Regions from separate parts of the Mus musculus genome. Here all the other regions are linked to region 3. The links are chromatin contacts, found by Hi-C or POLR2A ChIA-PET in ENCODE. All regions are on one chromosome and are shown on one strand. The core of a region is the stretch at or near the end of the contact, and the rest is flanking DNA. Distances in the headings are between cores, read along the strand shown.

Region 1 (2,776 bases), core at 29-2,528, 390 kb before region 3:
CCAAAGGGATGGTAAATTCCAATTGTGTAATAAAGAAGTGATTGTGGCCAAAATAGTTTGTATAGGAAGGCCAAAGGAGAAGCCAGACTGAGTGGAAGGAAGGATAGAACAGTAGGGAGCTCTTTTAAGATACTTGGTGAAAGAAGTGGGAGTGGGTGGGTGGGGGACTTTTGGGATAGCATTAGAAATGTAAATGAAATAAATACCTAATAAAAAATAATAATAAAAAGGAAAAAAAAGATACTTGGTGAAAGAAGAGGAAGCAGATACAGTCAACAGCCTGTTCCAGTAAGTAGTGGTGTTGCTTCCAGCTGTCAAGATGGTCTACATTAAAAATGTAGACGAATTGACACTTTGACATTATTTTTACCTAAATTCGTTAAATTTTGTTCAAGATTTAGTACAAACTTTTGTTGTTGTTGTTGTTTAAACTAAATATCTAGTTTATATTTTGTAATTCTAACCCAGGCCCTGCGACATTCCCACATCCAGGTCCTCCATTAGACTACAGATCTTCTAGCTCTTTGCCTTTATCTGGAGGTTGGTTTCTTTAATAGCTTAGTTATTTCCTTCTCTCCATCCATTCCTTATGCTCCTTTTCCCGCCAACCCCGCCGAGGCCTGTGCAGTTGTCCATCATTACATTAGTCACAGCAGATCAGAGGAATTCCTTATACGTTTTGTACCCCTTATACGTTTTGTGGGAATTAAAACTGGCCAAGGGCAGAGGTGGGAATTTTCCCCAACGTGTCCCCATTGCTCATCTGACTTTGACACATTGCCACTGTGTATCAAGCGTCTTTAAATGAATGCCTAGAAAGCCTGAGATGATCCTTCTAAAGGATGGGGCTGAAGAACAGAAGCCAGTTAACAAGGCTGACCACCCATGGGAAGAGATCTGTGGGCTTACTAGAGAAGCACTCACCCGCGATCACAAATTTGGCCATGATTTCTAGCAAGACCTAGAAACTGGGACCGTGGCGTCACGGTTTCCTGGCAACCGCGGCGGGTACTAAAACTGGCGCAGGCGCGTTCAAAAGAGGCTGCACCGCCAGGGGCTAAAAGTTCAAAGTCACTATTTGAATGTTTTGAGTTTCCATAAACAACAATAGATGAACTTTATAAGCTCCGTGTTTTCCTAAGGCTCTCGCTTCTATCTTTTCATCAGAGAATAGAAACTATTCTTTCTGGAAGGTTTTCCTCCCTATTTGCACATGGCCTCCGCGGTCGCTGAGAACCGATGCTTTTTGACTTATAAAAGAATCCGTAATACGTCACCAGACGCGCCGCTTGAGGAGGAACTGTCATGGCTGCGCCTATGTGTAGTCACGGGGTTCTGTTCGAAGGTGAGTGGATGGCAAGCAGAAGCGGAATCGCGGGCCGGATCGTACTTGTCTTTTTACCTAGGGGAGAAAAGTTTGGGAAGTGGCCTGGGTCTTAAGTTTAGGGCAGTGCTGGGCGGCCCATTTGCGGAAAGACACCGACTCCGGTTCCGGGATCTTGATGAACCTGGCTGATTGTAGATTCTCAGGCGGGAAGGACATCGCTTTTTTTCTTTAATTCCGTCCCTAACCAAGACCGACCTGTCCGAGTACGTTTTCTTAACAGTTCGCTTTTGGCCAATGCAAGATGATCTGAAGTGTCCATCAATGATACAGTTTTCAGTGAAGGCCTCCAAAGTAGTGTTAACAAAGTTCTCCTTAGCCGATATTGAACACCTACACAAGACATTCTTATCTATCTTTCTGTCTGTCTTATCTATCTTTCTAGCTGTCTATTTCTATCTCTCAGTTTACCTACCTATCTATGCTACTTTATCCACATTTATTGATTGACTGATTGAAACTACTTTATCCACAACTGCTAAAGTGATTGACCTGGGTACTTTTACAAAGATGAAATAAACGTGGAGGAAGCATACCGAGGACATGTTCCATTTTAATATAAAACTCTAGCGGCTCGTCGGTGCCCATGCAAGCCCCTGTTAGATGCATTTCCCTTATTTAAGCAACAGTTTTTAACCATTATTTCTTTTATTTACCTATCCTCTACAGGACAGTCCACAGCATGTGCTCTTTTTTAGAAAGACGGCAACTTGCGTTGCATCTTGGGTATTTGAAAGTGTGCCAATAGATAGCAGAATGAATAGCAAAGCACGTTCCTTGTTATGGACCATCCGACGATTCAGTACGTTACTTCCAAGAAGCAGAGCTTTGAGGATAGATCCATTGGGAACTTGCAGACCAGAGGTTATTCATTCAAAATGGAACCCAAGAAACCATCGGCTAAATGTTTTTGATGAGGGATTGCAACCATCTGTTAGATACCTCTTTCAGGATATATTTATTTCTAAATCAGTAGATGGTTGTATTCAAACTAAAGGCATAAGCCATTCAGCCGTTTTTAAACCTGATAGGCTGCTTTGTCCTAGAAGACTGTCCTTTGATGCAAAACATTCTTTTGTCTCTGATGGGACATCTGATCATGATTTAAAGAAAATAAACTTTCATCATACCTCCAGTGAAGATGTGTTCACCAAGAAAGTAAGACCAACCCCTGTGAATTATAAAAAGCTAGCCCAGGAGTGTAACTCTCTGAGTGATGTGCTGGACACATTTTCAAAAGCACCTACATTTCCTGGTAGTAACTATTTCTTAGCAATGTGGATAATTGCCAAAAGGATATCTGAAGACAAGAGGCGCTTTGAGAGACAGCTGATGTTCAGTCACCCTGCCTTTAACCAGCTGTGTGAGCAGATGATGAGAGAAGCCAAGATT
Region 2 (2,978 bases), core at 379-2,878, 500 kb after region 3:
ACCACCCAGTGTTTTTGCAGACTTTACATTGGTGGAGACTATATATGAATCATATCTCAATAAAGCCATCAATTTCCTTTTTAGAATACAGTCTTGCAACTGTGGATGTTTTCAAAGGCCCTGCAGTGCTGACTTACCGCATCCCACACCACTGCAGCAACTCCCAGTTGCCTCCAGTCCTGACGGATCTGGATGGTGTGGTTCGCAAAAGAGAAGGTGGCGAGAGGCTTATGGAATTTCTGGAGCCCTATTGCCGCGCTCTCCTCATAGGGTACCAGGGCCATTTCTTCTGTCTATCTCTGCTGAGACCTGTCATGCAAAAAGAATCCTGAGTGTCACCAGAGTCAGAAGTTGAGTGCTGTATCTTACTTAAGTAACTTGGAAAAGCTGTTGACGTTATTACAAGTTCAAACTAAGAAATAGACTGAGGTGCATCCAATTTCTTCAACAGCTTTTCCTCCGAGACTTGAGGGAAGTGAAAATTGGCTCTGAATTGGTGTCAACTAATAACTCTGAGGAGGAAACGCCTAGAAATCTCTAACTACTGTGGCACCCTACAGGCTCCTGTTACTACTTGGGCATTACATAAAGAACGGTACACGAAGTGACAGTGACGGCCCTGGGCACCTGATCTGTCTGGACCCAGCTCCCACATTTTTGTTTGTTTGGTCCGCCAACCTACATCCTCATGTTCAGCTAGGACAAAGGAGCCAAATGCGTACTTCTGCTAAATCCTAAGGGTTCGCCCTGCCTTTTGACCCTAGAAGGCTCCCTACGGCAGAGTGGATGGAGTCACCCTGGGGGCTGGAGCGGACAATACTGGCGGACAACCCGCGGGACAAAAAGCACGTCCCGCACGACACCCGGGGGCCACAGATGCGCTTCCCTCGCGCCCACGAAAGAGTCCCGGGAACCCAGCATGGTGGGAGCAGGGCTCTGCAGAGACTCCTTTCGGACCCTCGGGTGGAGGCTTGGCGCCCACACAGCCCGCTGGCCACCCTGCAGTGCCTCCACGTAGATACTCACGGTTCCGGGAGGGTACCCGAGCCGCGCAAGCGCACAGCCTTGCCCAGTCGCTGTGCGGAGCTCCTCCTTAAAAGGCTGGATTGGCAGAAGGCGGTGGAAGCTGGTTCCGGGAAGAGAGACGCGGGTTTCCGGTCCCCTTCCCCGGTACCGCCGCTTTCCCCTGGCCCGTGCTGTGTAGTTCCTGTGAGGCCCTACGGTTTTGGGGCGCCAGGGAGGGCGAGTGCACAGGGGCGTGGGGTGCCTTGCATGGGAGAAAGGCCGACCTTAAAGTGGACAGTTAGTCGGCGACGTTGGCGCCCAAGGATGCGTAGCGAAGTAGAGAACTAAACGTAGTCACCGCGTTTGGTGGCAGTGAAGTGGGAGAGAACACTACCGAGCATCCCTAACCACGGCGCGGCTGGGGAGTGGGCGTGCGACGCCCAGGCCGGGTTTTGAGCCCGACCACATGCGCTCGGGCGCTCGCGTCGCTCCACGCCGCCACTCTGCTGGCCGAAATGGACGCCTTTCTAAATCCTGGCCGGCAGCCTCGGCTGCAAACTCCATCCCCGGACCTGGCCACCCAAGGGTCTCCGCGTGCCGGACCCTGCCGAGCCGCGACCGCCCTCGCCTCTCCCGGCCGGCAGGGGGCGCGCCTGACCTCCACATTCCAGCACCAGCTGCGGGAGACTGGGGACAAGTGGCCTGCAGTAAACTGGGGACCAGTAAGAGCCCTTTCCTCAAGTTACTGAGTTTCCTGTTTGGGTCTTTTCTTCCTCCGTTTTTTCTCTTAGTAAGTTTTCTCCTTACTTGCTCCATGGCTTTGTGCTATCTCGGCTTCTCAGCTTCCCCTTTTCCTTTTCTTATTAAAGCTCACGTTTTTGCGCTAGAGAGAGCTAATCCGATTTCATCAGTGAATACGCACAAGTGAAAAGACCACACCACGTTGATATGTAGTTACTAGAAGAAGAAATACCTTTCTTCCGTGTGTTTTCTGTTTTATTTCTTTCTTTTGGGGACCTAAACTAGGCACAGGAAAGTGTAGACTTTGGGTCAGAAAAACATTCAAAAATGTAAATGGGTTGACCTCCCCAGATTCCTGGGATCTAGCTAACCATTCTGTCTCCCTATTCTCCATCTTTCCACTGAAAATGTATACACACACAGGGGAGGATTGCATACATATGTATATGACTTTAAAACTTCCCCCAAGCTCTCCAGCACACTGCCAACAAGAGCATTTGCAACATTACATTTACTTACCGTGTTCCTTTTGCCCCTCCTAGCTCCCAGAGTTGTAATTATTGCCGACTTGCTTAGAAAGGGCACACATCCGCTTAGGAAAATCAACATCTATAGCAGTGTAGACATTAAAGAGAGCACAAACAGAAACCACTGGTGAGCCTCTAAATATCTGAGAAGAAAGACTTGTTTAATCCTTGGGGGAGAGAGTAATGAGCATTTGATAGAGTACATATTTAAGTGCTCAGCCTGCTATATGGCTGTCTTTAATATGCCCAGGGATTTTCCTATCCTTAGTTCATACTTGACCATACAAATTGTTCTTACCATCAGAACGTGGGTGAAAGAGCCCCTCGCAGCTGGGTAGTTGCTCCTTTCTCACTATCCCAGGGCTTTGGTTTGGTTTAGTTTAAAACAGGATCTCTCTTCTCTACATAGCCTTGTCTGCCCAGGAACTCACTATATATGTACCAGGTTGGCTTCAAACTCAGATGCACCTGCCCCAGACTGGCAAGTGCTGAGATTACAGGTTGTGTGTCACCATGCCTAGCCAAGGCTTGTGTCTTAACATCCAGGCTCTCTTTAGCACCAGGTCCCCGGTTGGAGCTTCACAACTGAAACAGGAGTGAGAAAGAAACCTTTGTAATCGTGGAGAACAGAGCGTGCTGCAGCATTGCTTAGGTGGTACCACAACGGGGGGTGCTAACAACTTGGGAGACTTCCAATGTGAGTGA
Region 3 (2,897 bases), core at 230-2,729:
TTTCCTGCAGAATGTCCCCCTCAGCACCTCCTAATCGCGGCTGGAAAAACCACTGTTTCCGTAGCAGACCCAGCACTTTCCACTGACCAGCACTTTCTTTATTCCACTTCACAAAGCCCAGTGAACTTGTCCCCAGTCAGGCTTCAACCTCCCGGAGATGCCAAGAGAACTTGGCACCGGTACCCTTTAGCATCCTAGGAGTTTTCTTAACTAGTCCTCTAAGACAAAGTAGGGAAGCAAGGAAGCACACACCACCCTTTGTCCAAGGTGGTGCTAACCTGAGAGGCACCCCAAACAAACAAACAAAAAGCAAGGACACAGTACAGGCTGCTCTCTCTGGAGGCATTAGCTAGAGAAACCATACAATACATTGTCAGCCTAAGAGAGACATATCTTCTCATCTTCCTTGTACATATCCTTAAGCATCTTTTGTCACCTGGCTTCTCTTCGTACAGCTCACCTTGTATCTAAAAATCAAGCTCCTATTCTTTATTGACACTCAGTAAATTACTGGGAAAAACACTCCGTGCTTCCCCCCACCCCCCTTGACGGTCTTCAGGACCAGTTGAAATGGATAAAGCTGATTTAAGTACTAAGGTCAGAACTCCTGCATCTAGGAACGTGGTATCCTGTCAACCATTGCTCGACCACCTTCCCACCCGGCTCCTCCAAACCCGAGAAGTTCGCCAGCAATTCTCTGCTAGGGGACAGCGAGCCGACAACGTGTGCGCAAGGATGTGTGTTGGTGACAGAAATGCAGGCAGCTAGGACCGGCTCAGCTCAACACACTAAGGGGCTAGGGGTGGGTGGAGAGGTAAGCGCATATGATTGTTTCACAAAACATTTTAAACAACACACAGCCAAAAAATAAATAAATAAATAAAAAGAAAAAATTAATTAAAAAAATTTCAACTCAAAGCCCACACCAAACGCAGCCCCTGCGTCTCCGCCGCCGCCACACGATTTACACAAGTAATTTAAATCATTCACCTGCTGCCAGGTCTCCTCCAGGGATGGCAAAGCTGAGAAGTAGCCGGTGTCGTGGACAAGTTGTAGCTCCTGGAATATACTATAACTAGCCAACACGTCCATGCTGCTGCTGCCGGGCAAAACCGGAGGAGAAACCCTCCCCCGAGCTCAGCTGGGTCTGTTTGTTTGTCAGTCTGTCTGGCTCACCCCCCAAGAAGGCAGACATCCAGTGGCCCTTTTGTTTTGTTTTGTTTCAGTCAACTAAAAAAAGGAGAGAAAAAAAATCAATGCAGGAGAGAGGGAGAGAGGAGGTGAGAGAGGAGGGAGAGAGAGGAGGTGAGAGAGGAGGTGAGAGAGGAGCGAGTGAGTGGGGTGGATCGGAGAGAGGGATCCAGCGTGTACAGTGCAGATGACTGCCAGGAAAAGGGGACTTCACGGGAGTAACAATTCCCTTCCAGGGCTCTAATCACTCCAGCGCGTGGATCAGGAAGGGGAACGCAAACTCACTGACACGAAGCTGCCATCTATATCTGCAGCGCTGTTCGCTCCTAATGCAATCTTTGCTCTTTATTTTGGGAGGTTGCATTTTTTTTCTCGCGATCGCTTCTCTCCCCCCCCACCCCTTCCCTTCCCTCCCCACCCCCCACCCCATCCTCGCTAGTTTGTAGTCCCCCCCCCTTGTCTCCTCCTCCTGCTCTTCCCCCTCCCCAAACTCCCTCCCTCCGCCCCGTTTTGCGCGCAGCCGTGGGATCTCGGAGGAGGGCGTCCATTAGGCCGCGTGTGACCATGTAAGGTAAACAGGGGGCTCATGAAGTCACTGAGGACCAATGCGGCACTCGGAGAGGACCATGGGGCGGGGCCTGGCCCCGACGGCAGCCGCCGATTGGCGCGCTGCGGATCTCCCTGCTGCCTTACAAGGCGGTACGAGGCAAGCTATTTTTAGAGGGCTATATAAAGGGGTAGAGGAGTCCGCCAGGCGGCCGGGGAGCTTGAGCGCCAGGGAGTGTTGCTGCGACACTTGCGCTGGCTCCTGGGACGCCTAGGCGGCCGGGTTCGGGCTGCGCGCTGGCCTCCGACCCTCGCTGCAGGGCTCGCCCGAGCCGCCGGCGCCCGTACCCAGTGCAGATCCGAGGGGACGGGTTGCCGCGGTGGCCGATCGGGAGGTGCGGTCCCGGTCCTGGGTTAAGATGCCTCCTGCGGGAGCAGCCGGTAGAGCGGCGGCGCAGCGGTCGGGGGCAAGGAGCTCTTTGCACTCGGCCTTCCGCCAAGCATGGGGAAGAAGGGTAGCAAGGGAGAGCCCAGGCTCAGGACAGCGTCACGTACCCCAGACTAAAGCCCAAAAGCCAGTTCCGAATTCCCCACAGGGTGCCGAAATGAAGTGCCAGAGAGGAAGTGCCTCACAATGGCAGAGAACAAAGGCGAGCTGCACGGAGACTAGCTTGCGCCCGCCCCCGACGCTGCACGCTGTCCCCGCCCCGGCCCGCGCGCCTCCGTGCGCGCCGCCGATCGCCTACCGCCCTCCTTTTCCTCTGAACTGAGCCTAAAACCTGGCCAGGAGTCTGGTGTCCAGCATCTAAGCGTGTGCATGAAAGAGAATAGGGGGAGCGTGGGTCGAATTAGGGTGCAGGCTGGAGCGGGGAGCAGTTAGCTAGCAGATCCTTACAAGAGGTTTATCCAGTAACTTCATGGAGCAGGTATGGAGCAGGGCTCTAAAGATCTCAAGATTCTGCAAGCTCAGAAATGGAAACCTGTGCAATGCACGTGGTTAAGAGTTGCCCATTTGTTTGCTTGACCTTAAATGGCTCGTGTGCCTTCTCCAAAATACACCGAAAGCTGGACTCCTTTAGAATAACTACAGAATTCAGTACTTAGACACGAGAAACGTCCTTATACCTTCAATGGGAGAAATACAATTTAATCGACTCCAT

Evidence for each region. Hi-C counts contacts between places; a loop is a spot of excess contacts on that map. ChIA-PET counts read pairs that join two places held with the same protein, here RNA polymerase II (POLR2A).
Region 1: a loop to region 3 is called in a map of heart, with 2.0 times the contacts of the local background. The contact joins the promoter of Fastkd2 here to the promoter of Klf7 in region 3. A Hi-C loop is called at or near these places in 1 of 37 maps with a recorded cell type or tissue (heart). POLR2A ChIA-PET finds 5 or more read pairs at or near these places in 2 of 5 experiments (Patski and embryonic stem cell).
Region 2: a map of T-helper 1 cell shows a loop between it and region 3 (2.2-fold over the local background). The contact joins the promoter of Mettl21a here to the promoter of Klf7 in region 3. A Hi-C loop is called at or near these places in 1 of 37 maps with a recorded cell type or tissue (T-helper 1 cell). POLR2A ChIA-PET finds 5 or more read pairs at or near these places in 2 of 5 experiments (Patski and embryonic stem cell).

What each region holds. Positions count from the first base shown.
Region 1 is chr1:63,729,347-63,732,122 of GRCm38, forward strand. Fastkd2 (FAST kinase domains 2) reads left to right here and starts at 1,279. Exons shown (of 12, transcript NM_172422.3): 1 at 1,279-1,345; 2 at 2,054-2,776. The coding sequence starts at 2,141. Mdh1b (malate dehydrogenase 1B, NAD (soluble)) reads right to left here and starts at 972. Exons shown (of 11, transcript NM_029696.4): 1 at 925-972. The coding sequence starts at 946.
Region 2 is chr1:64,616,136-64,619,113 of GRCm38, forward strand. It overlaps Mettl21a (methyltransferase like 21A), which reads right to left and starts at 1,629. Exons shown (of 3, transcript NM_025964.4): 1 at 138-1,629. The coding sequence starts at 284.
Region 3 is chr1:64,119,910-64,122,806 of GRCm38, forward strand. Klf7 (Kruppel-like factor 7 (ubiquitous)) reads right to left here and starts at 1,480. Exons shown (of 4, transcript NM_033563.2): 1 at 991-1,480. The coding sequence starts at 1,092. It overlaps Gm35880 (a long non-coding RNA gene), which reads left to right and starts at 1,658. Exons shown (of 3, transcript XR_373464.4): 1 at 1,658-1,762.